2 separate regions of the Homo sapiens genome follow, and region 1 is linked to region 2. Evidence: read pairs that join two places in POLR2A ChIA-PET (ENCODE). Cell type or tissue: PC-3. All regions are shown on one strand. Region 1 overlaps RNF43 (ring finger protein 43). Region 2 overlaps TSPOAP1 (TSPO associated protein 1).

Region 1 (5,000 bases), 91 kb after region 2:
TTTATTTACCTTTCTGAAGACCAGGAAGTCCTTAAAAATTCAATCTGTACTGTTGAAATCCTTTCTTCAATGTATTGGTGCACTTTCCTGCCTAAATACATCATGTTGAATGAAAGTTAGCCTTTACTTGGTGTCTACACTACAAGGATATCATTATGGTCATTTTTGGCATGAAATAATATAAGAGACTGGGCTAAACTTACAATCTCCCTGGGAAGTTCTTATTTGCTTTTTAGGTCCATTACATCTGCTTCTTTTTTGATATATCTCTGGTTAATAAGCATAGCAGAGAAAAAATTCCAGTTAATTTATTATTTATTTAATGAAAAGTATCCTATAGAACTTTGGTTCTGGGGTAAGGTACAGAATAGGAAGTAAAAATTCAAGTGACCAGATATTAAATTAACCTTGCCACCAATATTGCCAAACTGGAACAACAGGGTATCTAAAGACAAAACACATTTTCAGAAATTCCACCCATAGAAATGGAGTCTAGCAATCATTCATTCTTAGCACTGTATTGCTCAGTATCTCAAGACTTTGTCCAATAGCCTCAATAAATGTATAAAGATATCAAGAAGTAAAGGTCAAAAAAGGAACCGTGAACATCAAACAAGGCCACTGGAAGTGACCCAAAACATCACATGCTGGGCTTTCCTTTTTAATGATAATAACAGTGATAGTGAATGTTTATCCTTGTCTTTCTTTCAAAGAGCTTCTAAATCTTTGCAGACATCTCTTACTAATCTTTATTAGGCTTTGGGAAGAAAACAGTTTTCCCCAAGAAGTGCCTTCGGAGAAGAAGGAGGCTTCCCAAAACCAATAAAAAGGAAAATGTTTGCCCTTCTCCAGGTCCTCCCCACGCCCCACTGGTCTCCTAACTCCCACTGTGTTGTACTGGTGATTGAAATGAATTATAATACCATGCAAGTGTTGAAAGGATAATAATGGTAATTCAGTTTGTTTCCAAAAGAGTTATAAGCCATGTGTGTTTAATCATAACAGGGAACAGGTAAGTAGAAAAGATGAGGAAACCCATAATTACCTTTATCCCATTATTTACTTATTTTGGGAAGAGACTTCAAATTGGTAAAGTTACAAAACACTGAACACAGATTTTTTTATACTGCAGACTGTTGGTCTCTGAGAAGGCTCAAAGGATGGTCTTTACCTGAAAATTTTTTCAGGGAGACAAATATTTGATAGATGCTATGACAAAAACTCTGCTTATTCTTACTTTGATCCAATTCTTCTCAGATAGGGAACTGAGAGTCTTAGAGACTTGCGGGATAATTTCCAAGCAGGCTATAGAATCGTATCTGCTGAGTTTCAGAAAACATGTTGGGACCAGCACAGTATAATGAACTGGGGAAAGTAGTCCCCTTCACAATCCTGAACTCCTTCCCTTCTGGTCCTTAGAAACATGGCTGCAAGCTACACACCAGAAGCTGAAGCGCCAGCATTCTGAGCAACTGTCCCAGAGTAGCAGCAATTTTTTTTTTTTTTTTGAGACAAAGTCTCACTCTGTCACCCAGGCTGGAGTGCAGTGGTGCCATCTCAGCTCACTGCAACCTCCACCTCCCAGGTTCAAGTGATTCTCCTGCCTCAGCCTCCCAAGTAGCTGGGATTACAGTTGCGTACCACCACGCCTGGCTAATTTTTGTATTTTTAGTAGAGACTGGGTTTCACCATGCTGTTCAGACTGGTCTTGAACTCCTGACTTCATGATCCACCCGCCTCAGCCTCCCAAAGTACTAGGATTACAGGCGTGAGCCACCGCACCCAGCCAATAGCAGCAATTTAAAAAAATACTCTAAATTTTCAAAAAGGGAAGATGGAAGAGTGATATATAATGTGGTTCTAGGATCCCTCAGACTCTGATAAGTCAAAACTTAGAAAACAGCTGCTTTGTGTCAGTGATCACCTCATTGATCATGGAAGGAAGCTAATGGGGTTACCAGTACGGAACAGGCACACATACAAAGGTCCAGGGCAGATAAGTGATTCACCGTACCACAAGTAACAGGTATTAAGTTCCCACCCCAGAACTCACATACTATTAGTCATTCTTTAAACCACTAAGGCTACCTGTACTACATTATGGTAATATTTAATCAGCACCCTTAACCCACAAAATTTTGAAGCTAAAGCCTTGTCCTTTCGGCTACATTAAAAATACAAACAGTCTTGCTTAGTTATGTTAAGCTGATGCCAAATTGAACGCAAATAGGTTAACGGAGTCTAAATCAATAACCTTCACACTTAGTAATATTTCTGATAGTAATTAGGTGAATAAGGAATAGCTCAAGTTTAATTACTATTAATAATAATACCTAACATTTGCCATTTTCAAAGGCAACACTCATACATTATTTCATTTCAGGTAGTTAGGCCATTTATTACTATTATTCCCATTTTACTCAGGAAGCCACAAGCTCAAAGAGGTTAAGCAATTTTTCTTTACGTCATAAAGCTAAGAAGGATCAGCACTGAGATTAAAATACAAGTCTACTGAGAGCACTTTTCACTGTAGGATGTCGCTCCTCATTTTAGAATACCTTTTATGCCTTATTATCATATTATATCATTATATATGAATCCTGTGCAAAGAGCACCATTTGGTGGGCATATTATCTTAATTATTTGATTGGTGATAGAAATTATGTTCTTAGGCCAGAAGGCATCCAGTTATACATAAGTTAGAAGATAATGAAGTAACTCTGCCCTGAGGGAACCCAAGAAACACTCTGATATTCAAAAGGAAAGAAGTTCTCATCTAGGATGTCAGACTGCCTACAAAACAACTGCCTAATCACAGAGCATTCAACTGGTGACCATAGGGTAACCTACATTTCTGGGAAAAGGAAAAAGCAACAGGCAGAAATGGTAGTTTCTCACCTTAGGAACTTTGCATGGTGGTCTGACTTCAGAGATATGTTCCTGATCTATTTTGGGGAGAACATACTTTCCTTCATGCTCACTAGATGCAGCACTGGACAGGTAATTTTCAAATAATAATTACCAAATGATTCATGCTTATTAATAGATCCTCATGAAAGTCTTGAAAACCAGGTAAACCAGAAAGTTACTTCTCCTCCATTTGATAAATTAAATAATCGTTGAATGTCATGCCAAAGACTATTTTACAAGTCATCTGGAGAACTAGTGGTACTAGTCCTCCTGATATTGGAACATCCATGTGTTTGGGTATGCACCCACTGTTTGGGTGCCAAGCCCTCGTTTCTGTGTAGAGTTTAGCTACAAGAGAAAATCAGATCTTCTGGCAACACTTACGAGGCAGGTGCAGTCATAAAGAACTTGACTTTTGATTCCATTGTCTCTGCCAGGACAGGTGGTATGGTAGAAGTATGGAATCTTGCCAGACAGGCTCTAACTCAAACCTCCCTTTAGAAAACAAAACAATAAAAATGGAAACAAAATGCCAAATCCTATTCCATACCCTGAAGATTGACATTGCTTGAAAAAGTAGGACATTTTATATAATACATTCATTTGTTTTAAGCTTACATCAACTCAGGAGAAATAAGACTATGAAAATGAAAGGTCAGTTGCAGGCTGGGCTCTCTCCTTATAAATTCAATTCCCTATTCCCCTGTATAAACTAAAGGGACACTTTCATTTCAGTGAATTTTATCCATATATTCCTAGCATAAAAAAAAAAAAAAAACCTATAATCTAATACCTGCATAGGAGTAACACAGACAAGTTAGCACTGCTGAGTAGAATAAAAACCTTTGGCAAATCCTACTTACTTCCCAGATCCTACCTTACCTTCCTAACACAAACTAGCACATCTCAAATTTTTGAGAATGGTCAGTTGATGATTCCATGAAAGAGACGGTCTTTCTCTAAAAAACTACAGCATGTTTGTTCAGAACCAAGTAAAAACAAAAGGATTGTTTCTAGTGGCAAAGATAGACAATTGATTATTTTTACCAGGTTTGTCTCCAGGGCAAGTCTTTGTGATTGATGATGTGTCTCCTGACCACAAGGACACCACAAGAAGGCTCAGAGGAAGAGTGCTCAAAGGATCCCTGTGAGGGCACTGTTAGCTGTCACCATTGGAAATACTGAACATTTCTGGTGTTCCTGGAATCTATTTCTAACCACTACTCTGTGGTTGTGATGAAGGGATAGGAAGAGATTGGAAATCTTCTAGAGCAAATGCTCTCTTCAGTTCATAACCACAGAACCAAGATAAAATAACAAGAATGTACTTTGCCCAAGGCATAATTCTGCCTAAATTTGCCCTATCCATCATTTTTTTCCCCTAATTCTTGTTTATGTTGTTGTTAATCTGCTCAAGGAAGGAAAGCTAGATAATCTACAAACAGGTTCCGGAAAGGCTTGGAAAATTTGTGGATTCAGAGAAGGATATTTAAGAGGGAGCCAAAATCTCTGAGAACAATGCCCTATAAATGCCCCAAAGTGTAAGAACCAAAATATTCAATGAATCATTGTTCTTACCCAGAAGATAATTTCTTAAAGTTATAGTCTTAATTTTCTTCAAATGATAAATTGTCTATTCAGGTCCCAGAGATGAGGCTGTGACACTAATACTTAACATGGTGGTTGTGTCTCTTTATGCCTGACTCAATCAGTTGAAATCCAAAAGTAAGTTCTTCCTTGATTTACCTGCCAAGACCTGAGTTCAGGCCCTCAGGGTGCTGAGGTTTTCCTTTGTGGGAGAAAATGACATCATCAACACCTCAGCAACAGTAGAGGAATGCAGGGAATGTGGCTCCCAACATTTGGTGATATCAACTGTCCTGGGAGAAACCCCAAACTCCCAAGAGTCAAACATTGGTTTAAAAAAGGAGTTTTTTTGGGGTGGGGGGGTAGGTTGTTGTTTCGAGTTTATTAGTAGTGTTTGATGTTTCCAAACACCAGTTTTAAAAGGGAAGATGGGTTGGGGGACCTCTTCCAGTAAGCGTGTACCTCAAGAACCAAACATACATGAATTAAGTCCAGATAAGGCA
Region 2 (5,000 bases):
GTCCACAGCCACCTCAGCCACCATGTTGCAGGGAATGTAGCCTGTCCGGCCCCCACCTTCGCCCTGGTAGAAGCCATCGGCATCCTTGTCCCCAAACACCTGGAGGCAAAACCAGTGGTCTCAGCCAGTTCTGCTCACTCCCTATGCCCCTAGGCCCCGAACCCCAGCAACACCCCACTTGGAAATGCAGAAGAATGTTCTCCCTTTTGTATGCCATGAAATGGGAAAAGGGGGAAAACAGCAAAGAACAGGATCAGAGGGATAGGAGAAGACAGCCCTTTCTGTATTATCCCCATTCACTGTCTACATGGCCATGCCCTTTGCCCACCCCAGAATGGATCTCCTTAGTCTCAGAGCAATAGCAAAATGCCTTTAATCAATACTTGGAGGAGTAATAAAAATAGTAATGTCAGCAGCAGATAGTTAGATTGTGCTGCCTATGTCTCAGGCAGTTTAAGCACTTTATGTACATTGGATCATTTAATCCACAAAACACCCTGTGAGGTAGACACTAATATTATCCCCATTTTACCAAAAAGAAAACTGAGGCCCAGGGGGCCTAGGTAATCTACTCAAGGTTACACAGCTAGAAGCAGCAGAGTCAGGTCCAAACCCATGTCATCTGCTCTAGAAGCCATGTTCTCCACCATGATTCTGTGCTACCTCCAGTGGAGGAAAGGAGGGAGGAGGGAAGACCCAGCTGGTGTTTGGAATTCTGAGCCCTGATGGCGAATCAGTCACCTTCAGGATCTGACCCTCTCGGAAGGGAAGCTCTTCTTCTCCAGCATCAGGATTGGGCGACATTGACACGGGGTCATAGTCAAACAGAGCCACAAAGATCCTGACGGGTAGGTGCTGGTAAGCCAGTGTTTCTGAGGGGCTCCTCGCAGGGACTGTGGAGACAGTGGAGAGGGCGGTGACGCAGCGAGCTCTGGCCGAGCAGCTCTAGCTCCAGCCCCATCAGGTGCTCACCTAGCTCTGCAGTGCTTGGCCTGAGGACTCGGACACCTCTCTTCTGGGGGCCCCTCCGCCCAGAGCCGTCCTGCCCTCTGGCCTCTCCGGTCTCTGTTGCCTGCAAAAAGAGGGCAACAGATGGCAAAAGTAACACACCATCCCTCTGGTGGGCTCGTGCTCCCCCAGCTCTGCCCCATCAGCGTAAGCAGCACAGCAGCGCAGGAGCACAGCATTCCTCTCCCGGAGCCTCGGCCCAGCCTGCTGGAGACCTCAGACACCCCCACAGTGGGAGGGAGGGCAGGAGGGGAGGCCCCAGCCCCAGCCTGCGAGTAGATGAATGGAGTAGAGGGGACTGGAGTTGGCTGAGGAGCCCGCGAGAGGAGGGCCTCCCGTCAGCATCAGGGCAGGTAACCCTGGACATGGCATCACAGTCAGCGTCCTGAAGCCATTACTAGCTATGCAGAGGAAAGGGCGACCCTGCCCACAGGCCGCAACAGGCGACTAGTGATAGAATATTGTGCATCCCAGTCCTGATCAGCAGAAGCAGCAAAGCAGTGGAATGTGGGTGGGAGGAGGCAGGTGAGGGAGCCCGGAGGCCCGGCCCCACCTCTGCTGATGGAGGCAGGCAGCGTGGAATGGGAGCTGCTGGTGGGCAGCAAGCAGGGCCACCAGGTGGCAGCAGGCAGGGGCTGCCCAGGGCGGGGAGTGAGCACGGACCCGGGAGAGTGGCTCCTTGGCTCTGCCCGTCGCACTGCGGCCTCTCCGCTCTGGTTCCCCTTTCTCCCAGGCTGGGAGGCGTGGGTAGGGCTTGGGGCCTGAATTGGCCTTCGGAGGCCCCCTGGGCCTTCCTACAGTTGCTGTGCCCCAGGCCTCCCCATCTCCAGGGTAGCAGGAGCTGGTGATGCTGATGCCCCCGCTGCCCGCCTCCTGCTCATCCTCCGAATCATATTCAATGCTGATTTCCAAGCACTTGGGGGAAAGGCAGCTGGCCAGGCCAGGCTCCAGCGCCCGGCCACGGGAGCACCTCCGGGAAGGGCCCAGCCGGCCTCTCCCGCTAGCCTCTAGTCCAGTCCTGGGGCCCTCAATTACGGGGAGGCCACCCCTCTCCCGTGTGGGGCCCAGTCGTCCAGAGGCCTGGGGCCCATTGTTGCTGAGAAGTCGGCTGCAGTGTTCTCGGGGATCTGGAGGCCGCCTGCGGCTTGGGGGCTTCTCAGGGGAGCCCCCTCCTCTCCTCCGGCTGCTTCCACCAACTAATCCAGGCATGTCTTCCAGGCAGTCTCCAGCCCTGGAGGACTCAGGAGACAAGGGACACTGGCCAGGTCTTCGGGGCTGACCACTGTCACAGCCCAGCCCCAGCAATGCAGGTTCAGGCGGGCCAGGGTCTCGGGAAGAACAGCCTGCCCCTGACTTCTCCTCCTCCTCGTCCTCCTCTTCCTCTTCCTCCTCCTCCGGGATGCTAAAGAGCTTCTTGCTACAGAACTGCTGGAGGGGCAGCTCCAGGATCTGCTCCAAGATCTCCTCATCGCTGTCAGTCTCACAAAAGGGGTCGGGCTGGGACTGGTGGAGGTGGGGAGGTGGGAGTAGAACACAGCAGGGAAGAGAGATGCGTGGGGAAGAGGAGAGCGAGCTGCGATCTTTGCCCTCAAACGAAGGCAGGGGTTACGGACAACCCCACAGCCCTCCCACGGCTTCCTCCGAGAGGAGAGAACCAGAGGGACGGTGGCTGGCCCAAATTCACACACATATCCAGTGAGAGCCAAAGGAAGAATTAGGGAACACACTCTAGGAACCATCACCAGCCCCTGTGGGACAGGAGCATTGAGGAGCAGGCCTCCCCATCCCCTCCCCAGAAGCTACCAGCACAAGGATCTTAGGTGGCACCGGCCTCCCCTGGCCAGGGCGCTGTATCTGGTGGGCTGGAGGGAGAGAAGGTACAGAAATGAACTCCTCCCCTTCCCCTTTCTTTCCAGGAGGGCAGGGGCCAATCCTGGGGCACTTCCTATCTTCTGCTTAGGACAGGGCCCAGGCCACAGACCTAGAATGTTTCTGGCACTCAGTGGTGGTCAGAGCACCTGCTGACACACAGTGGGGAGGCCCCGGAGTTTGAGGCCTGGGGCCCAACAGCCCATCCCTACCCCGTTACCTTGGCCCCATTCTCCCTGATGCTGTTGCCAGCAACCTGCTTCTGGAAGGAGCAAGTCCTGGAACCCAGCTCCTCTTCCTCCTCCTCCTCCTCCTCTTCCTCTTCCTCCTGGATGTCTGACAGGTCTGAGTTGCGGCCGTGGTCCACGAGGGAGTTCACCAGATGAACCCCAAGCTCTGCTGTGTCCTCCTTCTGCAAGAAGTGAGGCAAGGCAGGAGAGATAAGGACAGTGAGGGGGCACAGGGGGTTCCAGGCAGGGTCAGCCCCAGCCACAGTAACAAGGGTCCTTTGGCAGAGGGAGAAAGAGCCATGTCCTAAATGGGGGAGGCACACCATGGCTCAGGGGCAGGGTGGGAGAAGGGAGATGGGAGCCACATGGGACAGAGAAATCCTAGAAGAAAAACAGACACATAGCACAGCCAAAGGTGTGAGAGCAGGACCAGAGCAGAGGACAGGCAGAGAGGGCAACTGGATTTGCGCTGGCAAAAGGTAGGGAGACAGGCCTCAATTCTCTGAAGTGACACAGTGTGTCCCCAAACCCCTACCTCAGCCCTGGGCCTCAGCCCAGACCCTGGGTCTCCTCCTTGGCACATCTCGGTATTTGGCGCCTGCTGGGCCCGTGCTCCCTGGGTGGAGCTGGAGGCCGGACAGGCCTCTCCTGCAGTCCACTCGGCCTCCTGCTTGGCCAGTGAGGGAGCTGCGGGGCCAGGGTCCTTCTCACCCAGGGTAGATGTGCTGGCTGTCCTCTCCTCTGAGGTGCCCAGCACTGCTGCCCCAGCCTCCTCCTGGAACAGAGAGCACTGAGGAAGGACCCAAGCCCAGGTCCCTCTGCCAGCCTGCACCTGCTCCCCTCTCCCCAGACAGGGTACCTGGGAGCAAGGTGCTGGAGGGTCCTCGTGGGACCCTTTTGCCATCTCTCTGGAAGGGCTTGCAGGGGGTGCTCCTGGAGGCTCTTGAGTTCCAAGGGGAGCAGGGTGCTGGAGAGGAGAGCTGGGGTCTCCAGGCCCTGGGGAGGCTGAAGCAAGGGGCGCTCTGGCCTCTGGGCTTGGGTGCGGTGAGGGGCAGGAGACTCGGGCTGGCAGGCTGGCCGGAGCCAGGGCGGGAGTGATAGGAGCCGGGATGGAGTCCGCCGACTCCCCGTGGGGCGACATGGTGCGCACGACCACCTCACGACACACCTGCAGCAGCTGCAGCTGGGACAACTCCACCAGTACACTGCCTGCCGTGGGTGAGGCCACCTCCATGATCTGCAGGGTGGAGGGGGCACAGGATGGGAAGCAGAGGCTGAGACAGCCAAGCGTGAGGATGCACTGACAGCAGTGGCAGCTAACTGACAGCAGTGGCAGCTAGCATTACGCCAGGTACTGTGCTAAGCCCTCTGCATGGCCTATCTCATTTCATCCTCCTGGCCATATGGCTTCAGTGATGGAACAGTTCTAAAATCTGTCATGTGCTGCCAAAGCCCATGCTCTTAACCCATCTGCCTCATGGTACCCAAATGCCAGGGGCTGGGCATCTCCGTGCCAAGCCAGAGAGCCTAGACCTCTGAGCATAGCAAGAAGGGACCCACCCCCACTCCCAGGGTACAGTGGGCAGGGCTATACCTTCTGCCCATCAGCGTAGATGGCATAGCCTGTGACCCGGACACCGTTGGATGTGCCAGCAGCATCGATGGTGACTGGGAGCCAACTGATGATCAAGATCCCAGGGGAGGGCCCAGGCTCGATCTGCACATCCAGAGGGGCATCAGGTGGGCCTGGGGGCAGGGGGGCACAAGACCCAGTGATGCAGGACGCTCCCCATCAGAGATACCTGCCCAATTTGCTATTTCCCTGATAACGCAAATAAGATCAGGGTCCCCTTCTTCCGTCACCCATGGCCTGGCCTCCTGGGTGTTCTGGAC

Evidence for each region. Peaks named below come from ENCODE experiments on the same cell type or tissue, not always from the same donor. Only the 100,000 strongest peaks of a DNase experiment are listed, where the experiment ranks them.
Region 1: POLR2A ChIA-PET joins it to region 2 with 5 read pairs; 2 of 35 experiments call an interaction of 5 or more read pairs at or near these places.

What each region holds. Positions count from the first base shown.
Region 1 is chr17:58,398,152-58,403,151 of GRCh38, forward strand. The region is part of intron 2 of RNF43 (ring finger protein 43); the gene reads right to left. Among named protein-coding and RNA genes, the nearest start is that of RNF43, 17 kb to the right of the region's middle. RefSeq lists an enhancer at 313-1,168. In PC-3, no CTCF peak of the experiment used is centred here; DNase peaks (open chromatin) are centred at 2,030, 4,050 and 4,680; H3K27ac peaks cover 360 bases.
Region 2 is chr17:58,306,870-58,311,869 of GRCh38, forward strand. It overlaps TSPOAP1 (TSPO associated protein 1), which reads right to left. Exons shown (of 32, transcript NM_004758.4): 18 at 4,702-4,853; 19 at 3,967-4,344; 20 at 3,643-3,882; 21 at 3,098-3,289; 22 at 1,672-2,511; 23 at 973-1,072; 24 at 742-893; 25 at 1-99. Among named protein-coding and RNA genes, the nearest start is that of TSPOAP1-AS1, 16 kb to the right of the region's middle. RefSeq lists an enhancer at 2,666-3,365. In PC-3, a CTCF peak has its summit at 1,624 (motif pointing right); no DNase peak of the experiment used is centred here.